Linked DNA regions of Homo sapiens: regions 2 and 3 are each linked to region 1. Evidence: chromatin loops called from intact Hi-C (ENCODE). Cell type or tissue: PC-3. All regions are shown on one strand.

Region 1 (8,000 bases):
CGTGTCAATTAAAATTGTTCTTATCTTCTCATTAAATGAGGAAAATGCACCTGTCAGAGGCACTAAAAAATAATAAAACTGCACTTAAAATGTGTTGAGTCTACAGCTAGAGCTCTTCTCTAATTTAAAAATGATTCCTTTCCTTTTTTAAACAACAGGAGTAAAGACTGGTTGGATGTGACAAGTGATCTCCTTGCTCTCTTGTTGTTTTCTCTTAAGAGGGAGGGAGCAGCCACCCAGCCACCTGAAGGGAGGTGTCCTGGAAAGCAGGATGCAGATGGAATAGAGCAATGGGAAAAGGGGAAACCTCTTTCAGTGATTTAAGCATCATGTGATGGCAAAGTAAAATAGTACTTCCTTGGAAGACAGGCAGCTTCTTACACAGGTAAACATACACCTACCACGTGATCAAGCCGTTCTTATTTCTAGTTATTTACCCAAGAGAAATGAAAGTGTATATTCAGGCCCGGCACAGTGGCTCACACCTGTAATCCCAGCACTTTGGGAGGCGAAGGTGGGCGGATTACCTGAGGTCAGGAGTTCAAGATCAGCTTGACCAACATGGTGACACCCCGTCTCTACAAAAATACAAAAATTAGCCAGGCATGATGGTGGCTGCCTGTAATCCCAGCTACTCAGGAGGCTGAGGCAGGAGAATCACTTGAACTGAGCAGGCGGAGGTGGCAGTGAGCCAAGATAGCATCATTGCACTCCAGCCTGGGTGACAAGAGCAAAACTTCACCCCAAAAATAAATAGATAAAGTGTATACATGTGTCCATAACAATGTTATTTGTAATAGCCAAAACCTAGAAACAATGCACATGTATAACAACAGATGAAAATGGTATATCCACAAAATGGAACACTACTCAGCAAGAGTTCAAACGAACCACTGATATATACAATAACATGGATGAATCTCAAAATAATCACTTTCTGAGTTAAAGAAGCCACACAAAAATCCACACATACTGTGATTCCACTTATGTTAATTTTAGAAGGCATAAACTAATCTATAACATAGAAATCAGATCAGTTGGTTGCCTAGGGACAAGATGGTGGTATTACAAAGGAGTGCAAGGATACTTTTGGGGATGCTAAATATGTTCATTATCTTGATGTTCATGATGGTTTCACAGGTGTGTCAAAACACATACATATGCCATACATATGTCAAAACTCATCAAATTGTACATTTTAACTATGTACAGTTGATGTATGTCACTTATACCTTAATAAAGCTATTTTTATTTTATTTTATTTAATTTTTGAGACGAAGCTTCACTCTTGTCACCCAGGCTGGAGTGCAATGGTGTGATCTTGGCTCACTGCAACCTCCGCCTCCTGGGTTTAAGCGATTCTCCTGCCTCAGCCTCCCGAGTAGCTGGGATTACAGGCGCCCGCCACCATGCCCGGCTAATTTTTGTATTTTTAGTAGAGATGGGGTTTCACCACGTTGGCCAGGCTGGTCTCGAACTCCTGACCTCAGGTGATCCGCCTGCCTTGGCCTCCCAAAGTGCTGGGATTACAGGCCTGAGCCACCATGCCTGGCCAATAAAGCTATTTTTAAAGAAAAGCGTCAAAATAGGCTGAGTCTCCAGAGACAGGGAACAGGCTAGACATGGAGGAACACGTCCCATGAAGGACAGGAAGCCTCAGGGACAAACACAGAGAAAAAGATGTGTAATTATATTCCATTTAGGAGGAAGAGTACACTGAGGCAGTGCCCCCCCTCCCACCCCACTTGGCAACAGGTCCACAGAGCCTTTTGAACAGGAGCAAGAGGGCTACAGTGATGCACTAAGGTCCTGGAGAAGCAGAAGAGAGAAAGCCGACTGTTTGTGGCCCGCTCTCATAAGAGGGAAAACTGTCCAGTCCTGTGCACCAGAGTTAGAGTAGGCAAGAAGATAAGAATTTAAGAGAAACATGAACTTCTGCAAGCAGGACTCCTAATCTGACATCAAAGGCACCAACCCCAGAACCTTTCTTTACTCCATCTATGGCCCTTGAATTTATTAAGAGTGTTCACGCACAAGACGGAATACAAGCCCAGGGCAGGACTGTGAGAAGCACACTGACACCAGATGAGCAGGGGCTGCCCATGGAAGGGGCACTTCTGGGAGTAGTTCTGGTTTTTGGGTAGAGCCCCTCACCCTCTCTGCATGTTTCAAGCATTTATTTGTGCCAGGCACAATGCGAACTACTGGGGATATGGCTGTCCCAGGTGATGACATCACAGTGGAGGGCTGGACCAGGTGCTGGAGGTCTGTCTTGAGCCCCCAGCTCTGAGATGGAGCAAGGATCCAGTCACTAGAGTGTTTCCATCAGGACTCCCCAGGCCCTTCCATGCTGTGACACCAAAGATAGTTCCTGACAGCATCCAAGCTCATCATCCTCCACAGATACCAAGAGAGAGATTAGTTTTCTAAACCCATCGCAAAGTGAAGGTCAGTGCTAGGTTTTAAATCCCACCTAAACATTGTGCATTTTTAAATTTGCCTCTCAATCTTATCTGAATTAGGGATAGCTGATTGTCATCCCATTTTTGAGACCTCAGTCATCCTTCTGCGTGCATCACCACAACTAAGAGGAAGGAAAGAGCACTGGATGTGGAGTGAGGAGACATGGATTCTGTCACTACCCTGCTCTGCAGAACCCAATAGTATGTCATTGAAACAAAACAATACAAAACCCTGTCTACAAAAGAAGACTCATAAGTAAGGGGGTTTTGATGATTTCCCAGTTTACTTATGTCCTTAATTCTAAGGAAGTGCAATAAGAGACTTGTCAATAGGAAACCCTTTAAGTTTCAGGGAGGTGGGAGCTCCTTCCTTTCCTTTTATTTCAAATTATTTTAAGCATTAAAAAAGGGGGCGGGGAACTAGTCTGGTGTCACAAGAAAGAACAAAACCCTGTTCATAAGTTTCTCACTGGGTCTGAGGCAAATCACTTAACCTCTCTGGGCTTCAATTTTCTCAACTGTAAAATGGGAGTTGGATTAGGTATGGGTTGTGTTGTTGTCATAAACATTCATTCATTCATTCATTCAATATTTGAGAACCTACTCCATCCCAGGCATGTTCCAGGCAATAGGTTATAGAGTTAAAAAACAGGCAAGAACTCCCGCCTACATTTCAGAGGGACCAAAAATAGAGGACTAAATAAGATAATGTCAGATAGTGACAAGCACTAAGAAAACAATACACCAGGAGTGCTGGAGTTGGGGTGCAGTGCTGTTACTTTACTTTAGGAAGGGTGGTGGGGGACAGCTTCTCTGAGCTGGTGAGAGTTGAACTGAGTCTGGAATGATGAGAAGGAACCAGACACTTGCTTCCAAGCAGAGGTTACAGAAGGGCAAAAGCCCTGAAGTAGGAATAGGCTTACTTGGTGAAGAGAAGCTATCCCCTTTTCATTGTATACCCCATTCCTAGTGGTGTGTATTAATGCCACTTAAATATATTCATACAAGACATTTTAAAGAGGAGTAAAATATCATTGGATTTGAACAGTTCCTTCAAGGCAGGCCTTCTCTTCCACACGGCTCCTTTGTTCTTCTCCGGTTTCTGTCCTCATGGTCATAAATTCCCTTACGTACTCCAGGCAGCACTAAACAGGATTTAAATCAGTGCTTTTCAATCTTTTATAACAGCGACCCATAGTGAGAAGTAAACTTTATGTTGCAACCCACCATACATATAAAACTAAAGTTTTAAAAATTACCAACTTTACTATGACTCCCTGCAATACACTATCATACATTCTATTTTATTTCATTTTTTTAAATGCTAAGGTGATTTCATGGGAAACTTACTGTTTGAAAAACAGTATTCTAAACCAACACTGACTAGTAATTTTGTTCAAACACAAACCAAAACATGAAAAAATCCACCATTAACCTCAAATGCTACCTCCTTCTCCCTTTTTTCTGTATACATCCTTGCTTTGACACAATGAAATCTAAATTTCTCTGTGTAACTTGTAGAGGAAATGACCAGAAGGGGCATTTCCAGGAAAGCTGGAAGTGAAGGAAAGAAACCCAAATATGCAAATATGCAAACTGTTCACTAGGTGAGGATACACCATTGGTTTCAAAGACTGCCCAAGAAGGAAAGATTCATAGTCTTCACAATAACCAGAAGATGCGTTGGGGGTGGGGGTATGAGGTGGTGCTAGGTAAGCCATCAAATTTTAAGTTCCTGGAGGGAAGGCAGTCTGTATCCCTACCCTTCCCTCACCAGAATTTCAGCCCCATGTGGACTGATGTGTAACTACAGCACTCAGAACCATCCCTGGCACACAGCACATACATGGGTGCTCAAAAACAATTTGTTCCACAACTTTTGAATAATGGAGCTCATTGTCACCATCAAACCCTAACTTTGCATGTATACCCAAGTACTAAATTTTCCTGGAATGTATAAATGTCACGCAATAGCAAACTAACCTCCTGCTTATTTCCCACTCATTGTTCAAGCCCAGGTATTAATGAGGTATTTTTCTCAAGCACAAAGTGGGAAAAGGATATTTTCTATTGCAAGGTATAAGAGATAGTATTGACTGTAATGGAAAGATTCCACGTCTGTTAATGGCCATGGTAAACTCCTAAACAGCTGGAATTAAAATGAGTATGCTAATTTATTAAGTAGTTTCCCAAGGGAAACTAACCAGCAGGCTCTGTCAGCCAAGGGCGCTCTCTGATAGAACCATGGCAATTTCTCTGTGAAACACAGTTACCATCCTCACCCCTGAAGTCAGAAGTGCATGCACCCAATTTTCAGGAGCCCCGGGGTCCTGGTGTCGCAAAAATTACACCCGCAAGGCAAGCATTTTCCCACCTGCCACACAGCTGCCACACACAGAAAGCAGCTCCTTTCAACTACGCCCTTCAGCCCTAATTAGGGTCATCATTAATGATTTCAAATTACAACTGTTGCTTTATCTCAAAGCAGTGCTAAACAGGGGAGCTACCTTCATGATGGTTTTCTTTTAAGTCATTTATCTGCTCTTCTCTCAGGGGCAAAAAAGATGTTGAGACAAGTGTGAACCTGCCAGTGCTTCTTATTATAGATGCAGCCCTCCTCTCCTCCCTCCCTCTTTTCCACTCCAGCACCCCTCCCTGTCTGGCTTTCCTGAATTGAGGCAGTAGCCTCCGGGAAGAAACTGTAAGTGGCTCCGTTATCAAAACAAGGAGGGATTCACAGCAGAGGGAGTGAGTCAGGCGACCGAGGGAAGAACCCCTCCCTTATCCTGACAGGTCCATTTACCCCGTTCCCCCAGGTCAACAATAACTCGGGTTTCATAAAGGAAGAAAGTCTTAGAGGAGGAAAATCAACCCATTCAAATACAGGAGCATCTGCTTAACACAAGACGGAACGAACCCCGCTGCCAGACCGGTGGTGTGGGCAGGCGAATGTGTGCGTGTGCATAGGAACAAGCCTATATATGGATGAGACATTAGTGGCAACGAGAGGAGAGCCACCACGATTGACAAAGCCACAACTATTACGATTTGAAATATCCCCCGCAGGCACTGACTTTTGGTGCCAGAATCTCCCCGGATTTATTTTCAGGCAAGTGACTCACAACCTGGTCTCCATAAGTAATTCCATTAAAATGAGTCGCCGGTTCCACTAACCCGACTTTCCGCTGCCCTCTGGCTGCTCCTCCTTCCTCTCCGCCCATCCTGCAAACCCAGACAGCTCACAGACCGAGCAACCTTATCCCCAGGGGAGCAGACGGCAGGCTCTCTGGCCTGGCCCCCACCCTCGAGGAAGAATGAATGGGGCCGCGGGCGGGCGGGAGCGCAGGGAGGGGGCGTGCGGGCTGTGCGCGGGGTGTGTACGCGTGTGTGCGCGCGTGGGCACGCACCCCGGCCAACTTACGGAGGTGGAGTTGGTCCTCGCCTGGCCCTGGTTCCGTACCTCCTGCTCCCGGAACTGCAGCCCGGCCAGATGCTTCTCCAGCGCCTCCCAATCCATAGGTGGCACCGGGGGCTCTTCGGGGACGCACGTCCCGCCGTCTGGGGGCTGAAGGCAGAGCCCCCCAGCCGCCGGGCCGCGGCCACTGCGCCGGCCCCCAGCCGGCTGGGGCTTTTGGATCGCCCGGCGGGGGCCCCGGGAACAGCTCGGCCGGCCAGCCACCACCACGTTGCCATTGTGCCTGAGGTCCTGGGGGTCGTGCTGGTGGAGGTTGCCGTTGGGCACCGGGGGCGGCATGGCGGTGGTGGCGCTCCTGCCCCCGCCGCCGCCGCTGCGGGTCCTGGCGCTTACGTCCCCCGGTTCCCGGGCCGGAGAGCGGTCATCCCGGTACCCTCGCTGGTCGCGCTCGTCCTCCTCTTCCTCCTCCTCCCCGTCCTCCTCCGGCGCCCACTCATCAATCACCTTCTTCTGGTAGACCGGGAAGGGCTCCTCATAGTCCTCCAGGGCAGACACCAAGTCCAGGCTGCCCCCCGGCGACGATGAAGATTTGCACTCGGAGCAAGGGGTCACTTTGGTGGAGTTGGACTGTGAACTGGCGCGGCTGCTGCTGCTGCTGCTGCCGGCGTCACTGCCTAGATCCATCCCATCCTCTCGGTAATCCTAGGGGGAGGAGGTAGAGAGTGAGCTGCTGGGCCAAGCCTGCTCCAGCCTCCCGCCACCCGCCCCAAATGCCCCGGCTCAGTGCCCCGCACCCTGCGCCCGCTGGGTCAGAGGTGCGTCCCCCAAGGAGGCCTGGGGGCGGGAGCCAGCACCAGCCTGAGGCTTCCCTCCTGCCCGCCTTTCCTCTCGCACAACCAGACTTCCTGCCGGTAACTAACCCTCAAATTAGCAAAGGGGTGCCCAGCCACCAGCGCGCACACTTTTCATACAAGGGGCCCCGCGGCGCGCGCAGACTTTGTATTAACCATTTTGCGCCAGGCGCGCCCCTTTACCCCGCCCCAAGGATTCTCCGAGAACCAGACACTTTCCCAGGAAATTATAATTCCCTGGGGGCGGGAACTGAGAAGGGGGTGGGCGGCTACTAATTTCGCATCTCGCTCTAGGCGCTGAGACCACCCCCCGCCCCGGCCCGGCCCGGCCCGGCCCCGCCCCGCCCCGCCCCTTCCCCGCCCGCGGCTGGGAGCCCGGGTCCGCGCGCGAGCTGAGCTTTACTTTGTAAGGAACCGCTGGCAGTCGGAGGTCTCACTCCCGCCTCCGCGTCTCCCTGGCCGGCCCCTCCTCCCACCCGCCGGAAGGCTCGGGGTGGGGGGCGCTCTCGGCCCACGCCGGGCAGGGTGGTCCCCCGCCTCCCCAAAAGGTGTGCCTGGCCGGGGCGCGGCGGCAAGTCGCTGCAGGCGCCGTCACCGCCCTAGGGGAGGGAGGACGCGCCCTCCTGGCGGTGGAGCCGGTCCCGCCACCGAGCATGCCCAGAGGCTGCCGGGCGCGGCGCAGTCCGCAGTCCCGGTTTTCGCGGCGGCAGGCTGGAGCAGGAGGCAGGCTGGGATGGGGTTGGAGGGGCCAAGATAGGCCCAAAAGAAGGGGGCACTGGGCGTTAGGGGCGCAGGTCCAGCCAGTTAGCAAGGGCGGCGCGCTGGGAAGAGTGGTGTATTTTCACGCCGACACCCGTATTTTCTTGGCTTGCCTCAAGCCGTCTCTGCGTGACTCGTTACCCCGCCGAAGCCACCCGGCATCCCAAAGCACGAGCCTGGCGCCTCCTATTCCACGCGGAAGTGCCCGAGTGACCCTGTGAAGGACCTCCCTCCCCTCACACACGCACATACACAAGCCCATGTGGGAGCCCGAGTGACGTGTGCTCGGTGGTCATGCACCATCATTTCCCTTCCACCTTCCTCCTCGCCGCTTCCTCTCCCTCCACCGCGCAGCTCCAGCCGCCTTGCCGCCGCCGCATCCCCTTCCAAGTTCAGGCTGTGGGTGGAACCTGTTGCTTTAGCTCACGTTTCCCTTCCCCTCCGGGCTGCACGCTGAGGATGACCTCAGCGAGGTGTGTGTAAGGGGAATGGAGGGTAAGTGCGAGAAAGGAC
Region 2 (8,000 bases), 600 kb after region 1:
TGGTAAAGGCCGGATCCCTAGCAGTGAGAACTTCTGCAGATGTACTTTGAAACAGGACTGGTTGTTCTCACATCCAGTCTACTCAACACCATCAGTGCCCTCTCACCACACACTGTGGCCCCCTCTCTGAGGCCACAGATGGTCCTAGAATTGGGGGAAAAAGGCCAGCTCACCTGGGCAAGAATTTTACTGCCAGCATCTACCAATCTTCCTTACCTTCCCTGCCTCTGCGGGCCCATCTAGGTGGTGCAAAACTTCTCTGAAAAGAAGTGACAAAGAATAGTTTGTAAACCTATGGAATTAAGTTTTATCTCTTGTCTTCTCTTCTCTTCCTCCTCTATCATGGCCAGCATTTGATAGTCTTACCTTCACAGCAAAGGCAACCTTAGATATAGACAAAATATATCTATTTTGTAGATACAAATGAGCTACCTGGGACGTAAAATACATAAAGGTAGGGATTATGTCTGTTTTGCTTCCTTCTGTAACACCAGGGCTGGTAACCTGGTAGAAACTCATCCAATATTGACTTACTAATTAATTAATTCAAGAATTCTGCCTGAAAATACTTTCTTCCATCTTCAAAACAATTCATGACGCTTTAAATGTCCACTTAAATATAGCATTATATTCCAGGATTGAGATTCAAATGTTATCTGTAAAGGACAACATTTTAAGCTAAGATGACCCAATGAGAATTTAACTCACTTTATTTTAATGTATTATTAATCAATCATTTAGCAGGGTGCACTAAAAAAGAGATGCAAAACAGAAATTATGAGCTGCAATGTTATGACTAGAGCCCTAAACTGAAAGTAGAAAGTTCTCGGTTCCAATTTCAGCTCCGTGACTTGGATGACCAATTTTCCTTTTCAGAAAATGGAAATCAATTATTCTGCTTTGCTTTATCAATAGTGTTGCTATAGGGAGGCAAATGAGATAAGGACTATGAAAACTCATGTTATAAAAAGCTATAGAAGTACAAGAATTTCACAGTAGCTGAATCCAGTAGATTTTCATGTTCAAATGGCAAGAAATACCTGTGCTGGTATTGATTTCTGGGCAACAGGAATGTTGGGTGAGTCCCCAGCAGAATAAATAAGTAGGGGTCAAAGGCAAACCTTGCCAATTTTTAGTTTGATCAATGGCAGCCTTGTATATGCAAGTCCACCAGTCAGACTAGGAAATACCAGGGTTGCCTCCTACAGAATTTAATTTTATGATATAGGCAGGATTAAGTTTCCAATATCCCTAGTATTTGCAGATGCATTAGACACATGCCCCATAACAGTATCTACCCCAGCTTACCAGCGGCCACTCCCAACAGCCTCTTGGAAGACTTGCTGAGGGAGCACACCTCGAATACTAAAATATTCTTTAATATTTCCTCTAGGAAGAATTCTGAGCCTTTGTCTTGAAATCAGCTACTGGCTGATTAGAGGGATCCTTCAATTTTTCCTTTGCATAAAGTACTCCTGTAACCTGAGGAAACCATCCTCCAGCCTCCACACAGAAGAAAATCTGATAAATATATTTAAATGCTCCCGAATGCACACTGCTGCACTTGGTGCTAGAAAGGGTAATATCCCCAAATTCTTGAGCTAGTTCTTTTATATTAAATCACTTAATTTATTTGGGGGAGTAAAGGAGCTAGTGTTAAAGTTTAATTACAATCCAGTGCCCACAAAGAATCCACTTTTCTGAAGGACCCAAGACTTGTCCCAACATAATTTTAACTCCAAAGACATCAAAGACAGATTATAAGAATTCTCATGTCAATGGATGTCAGGTTGGCAAAGCCATAACTGAGAGTACAGCAGGATTTCTAACTGTTATGTGTTATGCTCCACGGTTAGCTTGACCCAGATCTAAAACTGCATCTTTGAAGATTGTGCCATTGTTGATGAAAGTTACAAAAGAGCAGGAAACAGAAATGGATGATATAATTTTTGTAAATTATATAAGTTTGCTCAAAGTTGGATGAAGAGTTATCTAATTTATCACATGCTGCTGGTATTTAAAAGGAAGGTTTGTTTGGATTTTTTTTTTTAAACAGTGGAAACGGTTGCTTAGCAACTCCTTCCTGCATTGCATGAATCTGTTAGGATTTCCACCTGCTGGAGAAAAACATCAATAAAATTATTTCTTTGAAAATCAGAAAAGTAGGAAAATGAGCCAGCGACTCAAATGCATGATGCACTTGCAAGATGCCAAAGACTTCCAAAGACACATATGTATTTACTTCAAAACAAAAAAACAGATGCTTTGGCCGGGCGCGGTGGCTCATGCCTGAATCCCAGCACTTTGGAAGGCCTAGGTGGGGAGATCACGAGGTCAAGAGATGGAGACCACCCTGGCCAACATGGTGAAACCCTGTCTTTACTAAAAAAAAAAAAAAAAAAAAAATACAAAAATTAGCTGGGCATGGTGGCACATGCCTGTAGTCCCAGCTACTCAGGAGGCTGAGGCAGGAGAATTGCTTGAACCCGGGAGGCAGAGGTTGCAGTGAGCCGAGGTCGAGCCACTGCACTCCAGCCTGGCAACAGAGTGAGAATCTGTCTCAAAAAAAAAAAAAGAAGCTTTAACATTTTATAAAATATACTTTAATAGAATTTAACAATAGCCCCAGCTTCACAAAATGAGGCTTGTTTCAGTATAGTTTCTGTTGTAATTGAAAATACAGACATAGCTTTATGTTCACAGAGAATACACAATTGCCTGTGTAATATAATCTGAGGGATAAACCAAAGTCCTGCCATCCCCCACATCTGTCTTTCTCTGGCACATAGTACCTGAAGTTACCACTCTTGGAGTCAGTCCCTGAGTTGAGCATTTGTATTCAGAAGACCCTGTTAACATGATGTGCCATCTGGGTGGACTAATACCTTAACACCTTGTGATATGTGCTATCATCACAGTATATATTTGGACATGCAAATAGAACATTCAAGACATTTATTTGCCTCATGAGGCAATTGAGCTTAGGGTATGTGTCCCTAGTGATGCTTCAATCATAATTAAGGTAACTAAGTAGTTTGTGTAGCAAAGGCTCCTAACTACAGGCCTACATCCATTTCACCTTTCTTTCATAGCAGTAAAATTCCTACTTTTAGTTTGGTACATTTTTCAGTTTCCCTTGCCTGTATGTAATCATGTGCCTAATTTTGGTGAATAAGATGTAAATACAAGTACTGTATAGCACAAAGCTGCCTAAAATAAAGATGTGGTTGATGGAGCTCTAGCAGCCACATTAGACCATGAAGTCAAGAATGAAATGTGAGAACAGTGGAACTAAGATCTAGAAAATGCTTAATCATGGTATACCTTCCAAAAGAGCTCTAGAGAAAAATAAGACTTTATGATATTTAATGCACTGTTATTTTGGGCTTTCTGTCACACGCAGCTGAACCTCTTTTTTGGGGGGGAGGGGATGGAGTCTCTCTCTGTCACCCAGGCTGGAGTGCAATGGCGTGATCTCGGCTCACCACAGCCTCTGCCTCCCAGGTTCAAGCGATTCTCCTGCCTCAGCCTCCCAAGTAGCTGGGATTACAGGCATGTGCCACCATGCTCAGCTAATTTTTGTATTTTTACTAGAGACAGGGTTTCACCATGTTGACTAGGCTGGTCTCGAACTCCTGACCTCAGGTGATCCGCCCACCTTGGCCTTACAAAGTGCTGGGATTATAGGTGTTAGCCACCGCGCCTGGAGAGCTGAACCTAATTCTAATTATAGTAGGCTTACACAATAAAGCAAAGCTTGACTGAGAGTTTAGTAAGCATTTTTAAAATACTTTTAAAGACAGTAAGACAAAGCAATAAACCTGAGATTCAGTAGCAAAGAAAATATGGCCACTCCCTACTTTGTGAACATCTGATTTGTACATACCTAGTACTGTAAAAGGCAGGTCAGTGGGGAAGCAGGAAGTATAACCTGAGAGTTTCTTATTGTAGCAAAAAGGCCAGGAGTGATCATAGCTCTGGCAGAGAACCCAAGGACAACCTTTTGACATGACTCATTTACTTTTGGGTTTTATGATCCCTTAGAAGTTTTATAAAGTAAGTTTAAAGGGGTTACCACTTGGGTGAATTTAACTTGCCAAGCTATTAACAAATATAGCACAATTATACTTTGAATTCATTTCTTGATTTTTTTTCTAAACTACTTTGCATATTTAACCTAAAGATTAAAGATTCCCAGATTTGCACTCAGATGGATTTCTAAGCTTTTGTAAGTTAAGGCAGTTAATCACCATGTAATTATGGTGAAAGAGAATGCTCTCTGCCTGGTACACATATGCAGAGAATGAGGCCTGATGTGCTCATACCTCAAGCGTAGTGTATGCAGTGTTCAGGTGTGGGCTTTGAAGCCAGACTTCCCAACCTCCAGTATGGTTCTGCTACTAGTGTGTGACCTTGGGCAGATAATAAACACTCTTTGCCTCAGTTACTTCCTGTAAAAGGGGAGAGATAATCACATCCTACTTTCTAGGATTGTTACAAGGATCAAGTGAGATAATACATGAAAAATGAGGCTGGGCATGGTGGCTCAAGTCTGTAATCCCAGCACTTTGGGAGGCCTAGGTGGGAGGCTTACCTGAGCTCAGAAGTTCAAGACCAGCCTGGCCAACATGGTGAAACCCCATCTCTACTAAAAATACAAAAATTAGGGCATCCCTGTCTTGTGCCAGTTTTCAAAGGGAATGCTTCCAGTTTTTGCCCATTCAGTATGATACTGGCTGTGGGTTTGTCATAGATAGCTCTTATTATTTTGAGATACGTCCCATCAATACCTAATTTATTGAGAGTTTTTAGCATGAAGGGTTGTTGAATTTTGTCAAAGGCCTTTTCTGCATCTATTGAGATAGTCATGTGGTTTTTGTCTTTGGTTCTGTTTATATGCTGGATTACATTCATTGATTTGTGTATATTGAACCAGGCTTGCATCCCAGGGCTGAAGCCCACTTGATCATGGTGGATAAGCTTTTTGATGTGCTGCTGGATTCGGTTTGCCACTATTTTATTGAGGATTTTTGCATCAATGTTCATCAAGGATATTGGTCTCAAATTCTCTTTTTTGGTTGTGTCTCTGCCCAGCTTTGGTATCAGAATTATGCTGGCCTCATAAAATGAGTTAGGGAGGATTCCCTCTTTTTCTACTGATCAGAATAGTTTCAGAAGGAATGGTACCAGTTCCTCCTTGTACCTCTGGTAGAATTCGGCTGTGAATCCATCTGGTCCTGGACTCTTTTTAGTTGGTAAGCTACTGATTATTGCCACAATTTCAGAGCCTGTTATTGGTCTATTCAGAGATTCAACTTCTTCCTGGTTTAGTCTTGGGAGGGTGTATTTGTCAAGGAATTTATCCATTTCTTCTAGATTTTCTAGTTTATTTGCATAGAGGTGTTTGTAGTATTCTCTGACGGTAGTTTGTATTTCTGTAGGATCGGTGGTGATATCCCCTTTATCATTTTTTATTGCGTCTATTTGATTCTTCTCTCTTTTCTTCTATATTAGTCTTGCTAGTGGTCTATCAATTTTGTTGATCCTTTCAAAAAACCAGCTCCTGGATTCATTAATTTTTTGAAGGGTTTTTTGTGTCTCTATCTCTCTCACCACTCCTATTCAACATAGTGTTGGAAGTGCTGCCCAGGGCAATTAGGCAGGAGAAGGAAATAAAGGATATTCAATTAGGAAAAGAGGAAGTCAAATTGTCCCTCTTTGCAGATGACATGATTGTATATCTAGAAAACCCCACTGTCTCAGCCCAAAATCTCCTTAAGCTGATAAGCAACTTCAGCAAAGTCTCAGGATACAAAATCAATGTACAAAAATCACAAGCATTCTTATACACCAATAACAGACAAACAGACAGCCAAATCATGGGTGAACTCCCATTCACAATTGCTTCAAAGAGAATAAAATACCTAGGAATCCAGCTTACAAGGGATGTGAAGGACCTCTTCAAGGAGAACTACCAACCACTGCTCAAGGAAATAAAAGAGGATACAAACAAATGGAAGAACATTCCATGCTCATGGGTAGGAAGAATCAATATTGTGAAAATGGCCATACTGCCCAAGGTAATTTACAGATTCAATGCCATCCCCATCAAGGTACCAATGACTTTCTTCACAGAATTGGAAAAAACTTCTTTAAAGTTCATATGGCACCAAAAAAGAGCCCGTGTCGCCAAGTCAATCCTAAGCCAAAAGAACAAAGCTGGAGGCATCACGCTACCTGACTTCGAACTATACTTCAAGGCTACAGTAACCAAAACAGCATGGTACTGGTACCAAAACAGAGATATAGATCAATGGAACAGAACAGAGCCCTCAGAAATAACGCCACATATCTACAGCTATCTGATCTTTGACAAACCTGAGAAAAACAAGCAATGAGGAAAGGATTCCCTATTTAATAAATGGTGCTGGGAAAACTGGCTAGCCATAGGTAGAAAGCTGAAACTGGATCCCTTCCTTACACCTTATACAAAAATTAATTCAAGATGGATTAAAAACTTAAACGTTAGACCTAAAACCATAAAAACCCTAGAAGAAAACCTGGACATTACCATTCTGGACATAGGCATGGGCAAGGACTTCATGTCTAAAACACCAAAAGCAATGGCAACAAAAGCCAAAATTGACAAATGGGATCGAATTAAACTAAAGAGCTTCTGCACAGAAAAAGAAACTACCATCAGAGTGAGCAGGCAACCTACAAATTGGGAGAAAATTTTCACAACCTACTCATCTGACAAAGGGCTAATATCCAGAATCTACAATGAACTCAAACAAATTTACAAGAAAAAAACAAACAACCACATCAAAAAGTGGGCAAAGGACATGAACAGACACTTCTCAAAAGAAGGCATTTATGCAGCCAAAAAACACATGAAAAAGTGCTCCACCATCACTGGCCATCAGAGAAATGCAAATCAAAACCACAATGACATACCATCTCACACCAGTTACAATGGCAATCATTAAAAAGTCAGGAAACAGGTGCTGGAGAGGATGTGGAGAAATAGGAACACTTTTACACTGTTGGTGGGACTGTAAACTAGTTCAACTATTGTGGAAGTGGATGTGGCGATTCCTCAGGGATCTAGAACTAGAAATATCATTTGACCTAGCCATCCCATTACTGGGTATATACCCAAAGGACTATAAATCATGCTGCTATAAAGACACATGCACACGTATGTTTATTGCGGCATTATTCATAATAGCAAAGACTTGGAACCAACCCAAATGTCCAACCATGATAGACTGGAATAAGAAAGTGTGGCATATATACACCATGGAATACTATGCAGCCATAAAAATGATGAGTTCATGTCCTTTGTAGGGACACGGATGAAATTGGAAATCATCATTCTCAGTAAACTATCGCAAGAACAAAAAACCAAACACCGCATATTCTCACTCATAGGTGGGAATTGAACAATGAGAACACATGGACACAGGAAGGGGAACATCACACTCTGGGGACAGTTGTGGGGTGGGGGGAGGGGGAAGGGATAGCTTTAGGAGATATACCTAATGCTAAATGACGAGTTAATGGGTGCAGCACACCAGCATGGCACATGCATACATATGTAACTAACCTGCACATTGTGCACATGTACCCTAAAACTTAAAGTATAATAATAATAAAATAAAATAATAAAATAAAAAAATAAAAATATAAATCACAATTACAACAACAACAAAAATACAAAAATCAGCTGGGCGTGATGGCACACATCTATAATCCCAGCTACTCAGGAGGTTGAGGCAGAAGAATGGCTTGAACCCCAGAGGCAGAGGTTGCAGTGAGCCGAGATCACACCACTGCACTCCAGCTTTGGTGACAGAGCAAGACTCCATCTCAAAAAAGAAAAAAATAATAATAGAATTATGTTGGATATGTGGTAAGTGCTCAAAAAATTACAGCCATAATGAGTACCTCCTCCCCCGGATGAAGGTGTGAGTGTTGGTGATGGAAACAGGGCAGCA
Region 3 (8,000 bases), 160 kb before region 1:
GGCATGATTGGTTTTGAAATCAGGGGTGGGATGATATGGTTTCGCCATGTCCCCATCCAAATCTCGTCTTGAATTGTAGCTCCCGTAATTCTCATGTGTCATGGGAGGGACCTGGTGGGAGGTAATTAAATCATGGGGGCTGGTTTTTCCCATGCAGTTCCCATGATAGTGAATAAGTCTTGTGAGATCTGATGGTTTTATAAAAGGGAGTTCCCCTGCACATGCCCTCTTGCCTGCTGCCATGTAAGATGTGACTTGCTCCTCCTTCACCTCCTGCCATGATCGTGAGGCCTCCCCAGCCATGTGGAACTGTGAGTCCATTAAACCTCTTTTTCTTTATAAATTACCCAGTCTCAGGTATGTCTTTATTAGCAGCATGATAACAGACTAATACACTATGCATGCCAAATTTTATTTGATTCAGGTATTTTGGGCCAGAAAACAAGACAACAAATGACCAAAAAGCTTCTATTTTGGGAGACTCAACCAATCAGTCAAGGTCTTCAGTGCATATGACTTCTCTAAAGGGCCAATAATCCTCTTCTATTGAGATCTTTTGGAGAATTCCATGGAAAGGTGTATGCATAGGTGGGAAGCTCTTTTTCATGATTTGGATGAAAATATGCTTGATTATAATAAATAGTTAAAAATATTTTAGCCAGGTGTGGTGGCTCATGCCTGTAATCCCAGCACTTTGGAAGGCCGAGGCAGGTAGATCACTTGATGTCAGGAGTTCGAGACCAGCCTGTCCAACATGGTGAAACCCTGTCTCTACTAAAAATAAAAAAAAATTAGCCAGGTGTGGTGGCATGTACCTGTAATCCCAGCTACTCAGGAGGCTGAGGCAGGAGAATTGCTTGAACCTGGGAGGCGAAGGTTGCAGTGAGCTGTGATCGCGCCACTGCACTCCAGCCTGGGTGACAGAGCAGGACTCCATCTTAAAAAAATAATAATTTTAAGTAGCTTTGGGTCAAAAGATATAACTGGCTAGAGTATAGTGAATATATCACTTTGGAGGAGAAGGAACTAGGTCAGCATTTCTTACACTAATTTCCTCTACATAACAGTGTTCCATGAGATGATACCTGGCATTCACTGAAAAATAAGAGTGGGATCCCTTGGGCAGGTTTTGAGAAAAATCTCTTAGAGATTTATAGTGCACACCAAAACAGTAAAGCTTCTGAGAAGTCCTGTAGATGTGTATTTAGTTCATGCATTCAATCAACAATACTTATTGTATACCTATTATGTGCCAGCACTGTTTAGGTATGATAAACTTAAACATAGCATTTGTGCCACTTTCTTGACCATGAAATCATGGTTTATGTAATATGCTAACACTACTTGTTGCAAAGAGTGGCATTTGGGAGATGTTGGCTAGGTCTTCCTGATCTTTTGTTAGCATTTGGCCGTCTAGGATAGATGCCCCTTAAAGTAAAGCTACTGCATGAAAACCATACCAATATTAAAAACTATGGGTACCAACTTTTATTTGATTCACATATTTGGGGCCATAAAACAACACAACAAATGGCCAAAAAGCTGATTTTCTCCTCCCAGAGAAGAGGAGCCTTCTTTAGGGAGCTGAGTTGTGGTGTTGGAGCTGATCAGTAACACTGGGTAGGATTTGCCCATAGGCTATAAAATATAAAACCAAAGATGAGACAGCAAATGAACTAGGGCTGAAACAAAAAACAAAACCTGCATCTCAGGACAACTGAGTAATCCACCCAGAGACTGTGGGAAAACTCTAGGTTTGGGGGAAAAGAATGGCGTTTTAGGAAGCAGAATTGGAGAGGGAGGGGGCTCAAATCAAGTGTGATGTGAGAGAAGCCTAGAAAGTTCTCAAAATCTTTGATGCCTGGTTATCAGCATTTTTACAGGGTGCTGGTGACCTTGGCCATGGTGGCTAGGGGACTATCAAGGACAGATGTGATAGCTAAGATAATGTGTCCACTCATATGAACTCCTGTATTTTACTAGTGATCTTTATTCTGTTAAACTGGCCAATTGCTTCATGGCAGCCATTTTGAAAAATGACAACTGCAGAGAAAGTCCTAGAATGAGTTTTACATAGTTTTGAAGCACAAGCAAGCTTCACGATTCTCCAAATAGCTTTTGACACAGAGGATAGTAGTTGAGGGAAGAGAGTGTGCAAAACGGGTTAAGGCAGGGGTCCTCAGTGCAGGGGCCCCCACCTTTGGGCTGTGGGCTGGTACCAGTCCATGGCCTGTTAGGAACTGGGCTGCACAGGAGGTGGTGAGCAGTGCCAGTAAGAATTACCGCCTGAGCTCTGCCTCCTGTCAGATCAGCAGATCACAGGAGTGTGAACTCTACTGTAAAATGCATATGTGAGGGATCTAGGCTGTGCACTCCTTAAGAGAATCTAACTCATGCCTGATGATCTTCGGTGGAACAGTTTCATCCCAAAACCATCCCTGCCTGCCACCCCTGTGGAAAAATTGTCTTCCATCAAACCAATCCCTGGTGCCAAAAAGGTTGGGACCACTAGGTTAGGTGACTGAGTGGCTAGTTAAGTACATTTTCTCATTTTTCCTCTGTGGATTTAAAAAGATCTTGCTCACCATTTTTCACATAACTTTTTATATATTTAATGACACTTAACAAGTGATCTCCTCCCAAAAGCCCCATCAGCCTCTGTGGGCTTTTCTTCTTCAACCCGTTTCTCCAGATGAAAAAAGAATCCAATTACTGTAGCTTTCCTAGTTAATGGTCAATTTCTCAGCCCATTTATCATTTTCATTGATTACCAAAAGAGACTCTCGGTTTATGAACTCATTTTCAGGAGCCAGACTTAGTCAAGGCTGGTCCATGCTAGTGCATGCTAGTCTCATATGCATCAATCAATACTATTCTCCTGACTGGGCACAGTGGCTCACCCCTGTAATCCTAACACTTTGAGAAGCTGCAGCAGGAGGATCACTTGAGCCCGGGAGTTCAAGGGCAGCCTGGAAAACATAGCAAGACCCTGACTCTACAAAAAACTTTTAAAAATTAGCCAGGTGTGGTGGTGTGTGCCTCTAGTCCCAGCTACTCAGGAGGCTGAGGTAGGAGGATTGCTTGAGCCCAGGAATCTGATGCTGCATTGAACTATTATTGTGCCACTGCACTCCAGCCTGAGCAACAGTGAGACCCTGTCTTTAGAAAATAAACAAAAATAAAAATAAATGCTGTCTTCTCAAAGTCCAGTGCCTGAGTAAACCTCAAACCTAGACACTTGAGTTGTGGTATTCAGAGATGGGGAGACATGCTTCCATGGAAGGATTTTTATTGTGTACGTGGTTTGTAAAATAACTGCTTGTTTCTTGATGATGAGATGTGCTCATCATTCCTGTGTGTATAATTCAATACATGGTTAATATTTACACGTGTCAAGTTTTCATCAGTCTTTTCAAAATGGCCTTTCAAAGGTAAAGACTAATGGGAACTTTTGAACACTCGAGCCTCATTTCTTCCTGAAGACCCTCTGAGGATGAAGCCATGTGCAGGCAGAAACAGAGGGCTCTGTCTGGCCCAGAGACCTGCCTCATGAAACCCTTGTTCCTGAACAGCAAGAGGAAATCCCGCTCCCCTTGGCTCCACTCACAGAGCCATAGTTCACATTTGTGGTAGTTTTAGTTTCCCTCTTTGTGAGGTAAGCAGCTTTCTCCCAACCAACCCCATGTCAGCGCCCCTTCTTTATTTTGGCTTCCAGAATGAGTGTTGGAGTCCTGCTGTCACTGAGGGCAGGGCCTGGACTTCCTGCCGGCCCCTCCCCACACAGGATGAGCTCACAGGCCTTCCCCTATTGTGTTTCCCTCACTATTACTGCTGAACCTTGTGGAGTTCACACCATTCTTTTAAAACCATTCTTTTTGAGGAATGAGACTCTGTCAGGGTGAGTTGTTTGCGGAAGTAATGCTGTTTCAATGTTTTAGTGTTGCTGTTGATACCTCCCTGGAGTCCAAGAGAAAGTGAAAGTTCATGTTTACTCTTTTATGGGAAACATCCACCTCCCTCCTCACACTTCTTCCTCAAAGGTCTGGCTTTGGTTCCCTCTGGTGTTCACTATAGCAAGTGGGCCAGATGGAGCTTCTGTTGGTTGGCTATGAAATGGAAGGCTTGGTTTTTTGCAAGACATGTGATCGACGGAGCCATGTTGAAGTCTTTAAAACATAGCCCAGTTGGATCCCATAACTTACCAGTCACGCCTGGGACAATCACAATTTCCAGCTTCCATTCACATCAAAGCTCTGTCCCTCCTCCCCAGGCAAGCTAGAGTGCTCAGCGGAGGCCTATCTGAGGAGGTGACGGCAAGCCCAAGGGCCAGCTCATTTTTTTTTTTTTTTTTTTTTGAATCAGTCTCACCGTAGCCCAAGCTGGAGTGCAGTGGTGCAATCTTGGCTCACTACAACCTCCAGCCCCAGGGCTCAAGTGATTCTCGTGCTTCAGCATCCCTAGTAGCTGGGACTACAGGTACGTGCCACCACACCTGGCTAACTCTTTTGTGTTTTAGTGTTGCCCAGGGTGGTCTCAAACTCCTGAGCTCAGGTGATCTGCCTGCCTCGGTCTTCCAAAGCGCTGGGATTACAGGCGTGAGCCACTTCGCCTGGCTGGGCCAGTTCATTTTTATACTCGAATCATGACCATGGAATGCTGAGTCAGACACACTTTTGCTTACATAAAACCCAACACTGGCTTCTGCTGTCCTCATAAGTACAACTTCTAACTTGGTTTACAAGCCCTTGGTGACCTTGCCCATCCTTGTCCTGCCAGCCTCCTTTCTCCACATTCCATAGCCATCCTATCACTCACATTCTTCACAGCATTCCCTAATTAAAAGCTGAGGATTTCTTCACAAACCAAGACCTCTGCATGTGTTCCTCTCTCTGACTCAAATCCTCTTTCGCCCAGTTCTCCTTCCTCTTCTTCATTCTGCTTGTTTAAACTCCATTCATGTTTTAAATCTCAGATTTCCTCCAGAAAGTCTTTCCTGGCCCCCCAGACTAAGCTAGGTTTCCTAGCCCTATAATCATTAGTCTTTGTTGTGATTGCCTGTGTCCCCATTGGACCATCAATTCTGTAAAGCAGGGGACCATATTTGCCATATTTACCACTTGATCTCTGGCACTGAGCACAATGCCTGGCACATATTGTATGCTTAATAAATATGGGATGAGTGATGGTTTTAAAGTGGCTGTGGGTCCCTGAAAGCAGTAGCAGAGTTAGAAGGCTTTTCAGACCAGGTTCCTTGTATTGCAGGGGCATGAAGTAGGCTGATGCTGACATGGCTGGGACCCAGAAACATCAGCACAAAGGAGATGAGTCTGTCTGTTCTTTGACAGCAGGAAGTAGCTGCAAAAATGTGCTGCAAGGCAAGGAGTGGTGTGTGTGCAGCCCAGGCTCAGAGATGGCAGGCTTGAGGCCTCTGTCCAGATTCCACAGGCCTGCCTTGCTCAGGGCCAGTTGGAGTGCTTTGCCTGATAGACCCCAGAGGGGACTTTTGACTCGACATTTCATGAGGGCCCTGTATCTAATCCGCAGATCTGTCTCAACCCATCTGTTGAAGTTTCTCCACTCAAATGTCAGTCCTAATTGGAGATTGGTGATTTGTTCCCTCAAAGTCAGGCAAAGGCCAAAAGGGGCTGCAGGACTTGGCGAGAGAGGAGTGGCGAGGGCTCAGCTGGAGGGTGGGGGCTATTTGCTTGGCCCCCATTGTGTCTCCAAGGGCTTTTCTGTATGACTTGGGAGATGCTGGGAAATCACTCTCCCAGGCTGACTGAAGGCTGGGAGAAAACAGCAGAGAACAAACTCCTCTCTAGTTTGTTGCCTGGGCTGCCACTGACCCCATTTCTGCTCTCTGCCTCAAGATCAGGCCTTGTGTGGCATGCTGGGTGGTGAAGAGGGTATCCTGACAGGTATGTGGGAGAAGGGCTGGTGCCTTGCAGTGGACCCGAGGCCTGGCAGCTTCCAGTGGGCCCACATTCTACTCCCCATTTAGTAAGACAGACAGGTTAGTGGTCAACAGTGTGGACACTGAAGCTGGGCCGTCAGGGTTTGAATCTCAGCCCTGCCATTTATGCCTGGCTATGCAATCCTAGGCAAGCTACTTAAAAGTTCTTTGCCTCTCTTTCTTCCTTTGTACGTATCTCATAGTTTCAAAGTCCTTAGAATACTGTAAATATTTACAATACTGAAGCAGCATTTTCATCTATAAAATGAGAGGATTGGACTCAATGAACTCGAAGAACCCTTTTGATGTAAAACTCACAACCTGCCTGGGTTCAAATCCTGACTTCACCACAGACCAGCTGGTAGTTCTCAAGGTTAGGGACTGTACTTGTACCTGGCTCAATTCTGGTGTGACCAAAGTACCTGAGACAGCACCTGGCACATAATAGGTACTCAGAAAATGTTGTTGTTATTGTTGGTCGGTTTTTTAGAAACGGGGTCTCACCCTGTTGCCCAGGCTGGAGTTCGGTGATATGATCATAGTTCAATGGAACCTCCAACCCCTGGGCTCAGGAGATTTTCCTGCTTCAGTTTCCTGAGTAGCTGGGACTACACCACCATGCCAGGCACACACCACCATGCCTGGCTAATTTTTATTTTTATTTTTGTAGAGACAGGGTCTTGCTATGCTGCTTAGGCTTATCTCAAACTCCTGACCCGAAGTGGTCTTCCTGCCTTGGCCTTCAAAGTGCTGGGATTACACGTGTGAACCACTGCTACTGGCTGGTCTCTAATCAGGAAATTTTGAATGGGTGGTGCATGGATGAGAATCCCATGAAGAGGTATAAATAACTGTTATGAAGCAATGAATACGGGCTTGCCTCGGCCCAGGGGCCAAAGCCTTCAGGAAGAAGAAAAGACCGCCCCCATCTTAACAGATGGATTTGTGGTCTTGAGGAGCACCAAAGCCCTGAAGAAAAGGGGGGAAACTAGGGTTTGGGAGACCAAGAGTAGAGGAATATGCAGAGGAAGTCACCATACACTATGGCCTGCCCTCCTGAGCAGGAATGCTTGCTTCCTGCTGACCTGGAAACCAGCTGTCCAGCAGAATGGAAAAACAGGTGGACTTAGACCCAAAGACCTGAGTATGAATCCAGCCCTGCTCTTCTCTACTGTGTGCCATGGCACAGAGCACACACACGCCATGCCAGACAATTGATTTTAATCAACTTTATCTAGTTGATAAAGTACTTACAATATTGAGAGAATGAATGGGAGCATCACTAAATACCTTCTCAGGATGCCAAATTTCATCTTTTGACATGAAAATGTTTAGTTTTCAAAGTCGTTTTAACATACCTTCCCATACACAGAATGCCCCTGCAGGGCAGGAACCTTTCTTATGCCCATTTTGGAGATTTGATTCAGAGCAATTGCTCAAGATCTGCTGGCTAGTTTGAACTCAGGTCTTTGGACTGCAAATTTTTCTTTCCCCTCTGCCTCCTAGTATGCGGCATGAATCTCCAGACTAAAGTGAGACCTTTTAGATGGCTGAATAAGGAAGAAACCTGGAGAACATACATGTGGGTTAGAAGTCATTATGGCTCCGAGATCGCAGGCTGATGCCATTGTTACTGGGAACTGGAGACAGAGCTGAAGGACCCAGGGAGCCGGCCGGCCCAGCTATTAACACCTCAGGGAGCTCAGCTTGTGCATGGATGAGGCATCCAGGAAGGCAAGACAAGGTAGATGCCAGGCTCATAAGAGGGAAATTCTTCTAAAGAAGGGAAAGCACTGGAGGGAAATAAGTGTAATTGCTTCTCATTTGAGATATTCAGCAATGTCTGATGTATATCTCCAGGGAGGATACTTTCAGTTTAGGGGAGGATTTGAGAACTTGGTTTGGGGATTCTAAGCCTAGCATGAACAGTGAAGAAAATCTTTTATGCCTCTGTACAGAATCATCACCAAGCAACTTTCAGGCACATATTCATTCATTCTCAACTCTGAGTACTTACTATGTGCCAAACACAGTCCTGGGCCCTTTG

What was found. A loop is a pair of places that touch in the nucleus more often than their neighbours do. Peaks named below come from ENCODE experiments on the same cell type or tissue, not always from the same donor. Only the 100,000 strongest peaks of a DNase experiment are listed, where the experiment ranks them.
Region 2: a loop joins it to region 1, with 4 times the contacts of the local background. A loop is called at or near these places in 2 of 110 quality-filtered maps.
Region 3: it touches region 1 in a loop (10-fold over the local background); 2 of 110 quality-filtered maps call a loop at or near these places.

Annotation. Positions count from the first base shown.
Region 1 is chr3:159,763,022-159,771,021 of GRCh38, reverse strand. All of the region lies in intron 4 of IQCJ-SCHIP1 (IQCJ-SCHIP1 readthrough), which reads right to left. It overlaps SCHIP1 (schwannomin interacting protein 1), which reads right to left. Exons shown (of 8, transcript NM_014575.4): 2 at 5,884-6,579. IQCJ-SCHIP1-AS1 (IQCJ-SCHIP1 readthrough antisense RNA 1) reads left to right here and starts at 2,410. Exons shown (of 3, transcript NR_121669.1): 1 at 2,410-2,448; 2 at 2,523-2,718; 3 at 5,279-5,640. RefSeq lists an enhancer at 6,353-6,930 and silencers at 7,029-7,108, 7,219-7,438. In PC-3, CTCF peaks have their summits at 4,060 and 4,265; DNase peaks (open chromatin) are centred at 5,211, 5,581, 7,071, 7,771 and 2 weaker places; H3K4me3 peaks cover 4,558 bases; H3K27ac peaks cover 3,507 bases.
Region 2 is chr3:159,160,195-159,168,194 of GRCh38, reverse strand. The region is part of intron 1 of IQCJ-SCHIP1 (IQCJ-SCHIP1 readthrough); the gene reads right to left. The region is part of intron 1 of IQCJ (IQ motif containing J); the gene reads right to left. Among named protein-coding and RNA genes, the nearest start is that of IQCJ-SCHIP1, 95 kb to the right of the region's middle. In PC-3, no CTCF peak of the experiment used is centred here; a DNase peak (open chromatin) is centred at 3,924; H3K27ac peaks cover 1,973 bases.
Region 3 is chr3:159,925,621-159,933,620 of GRCh38, reverse strand. All of the region lies in intron 9 of IL12A-AS1 (IL12A antisense RNA 1), which reads left to right. Among named protein-coding and RNA genes, the nearest start is that of IL12A, 59 kb to the left of the region's middle. RefSeq lists an enhancer at 3,787-3,936. In PC-3, a CTCF peak has its summit at 4,060 (motif pointing left); DNase peaks (open chromatin) are centred at 3,950 and 4,740; H3K4me3 peaks cover 708 bases; H3K27ac peaks cover 2,940 bases.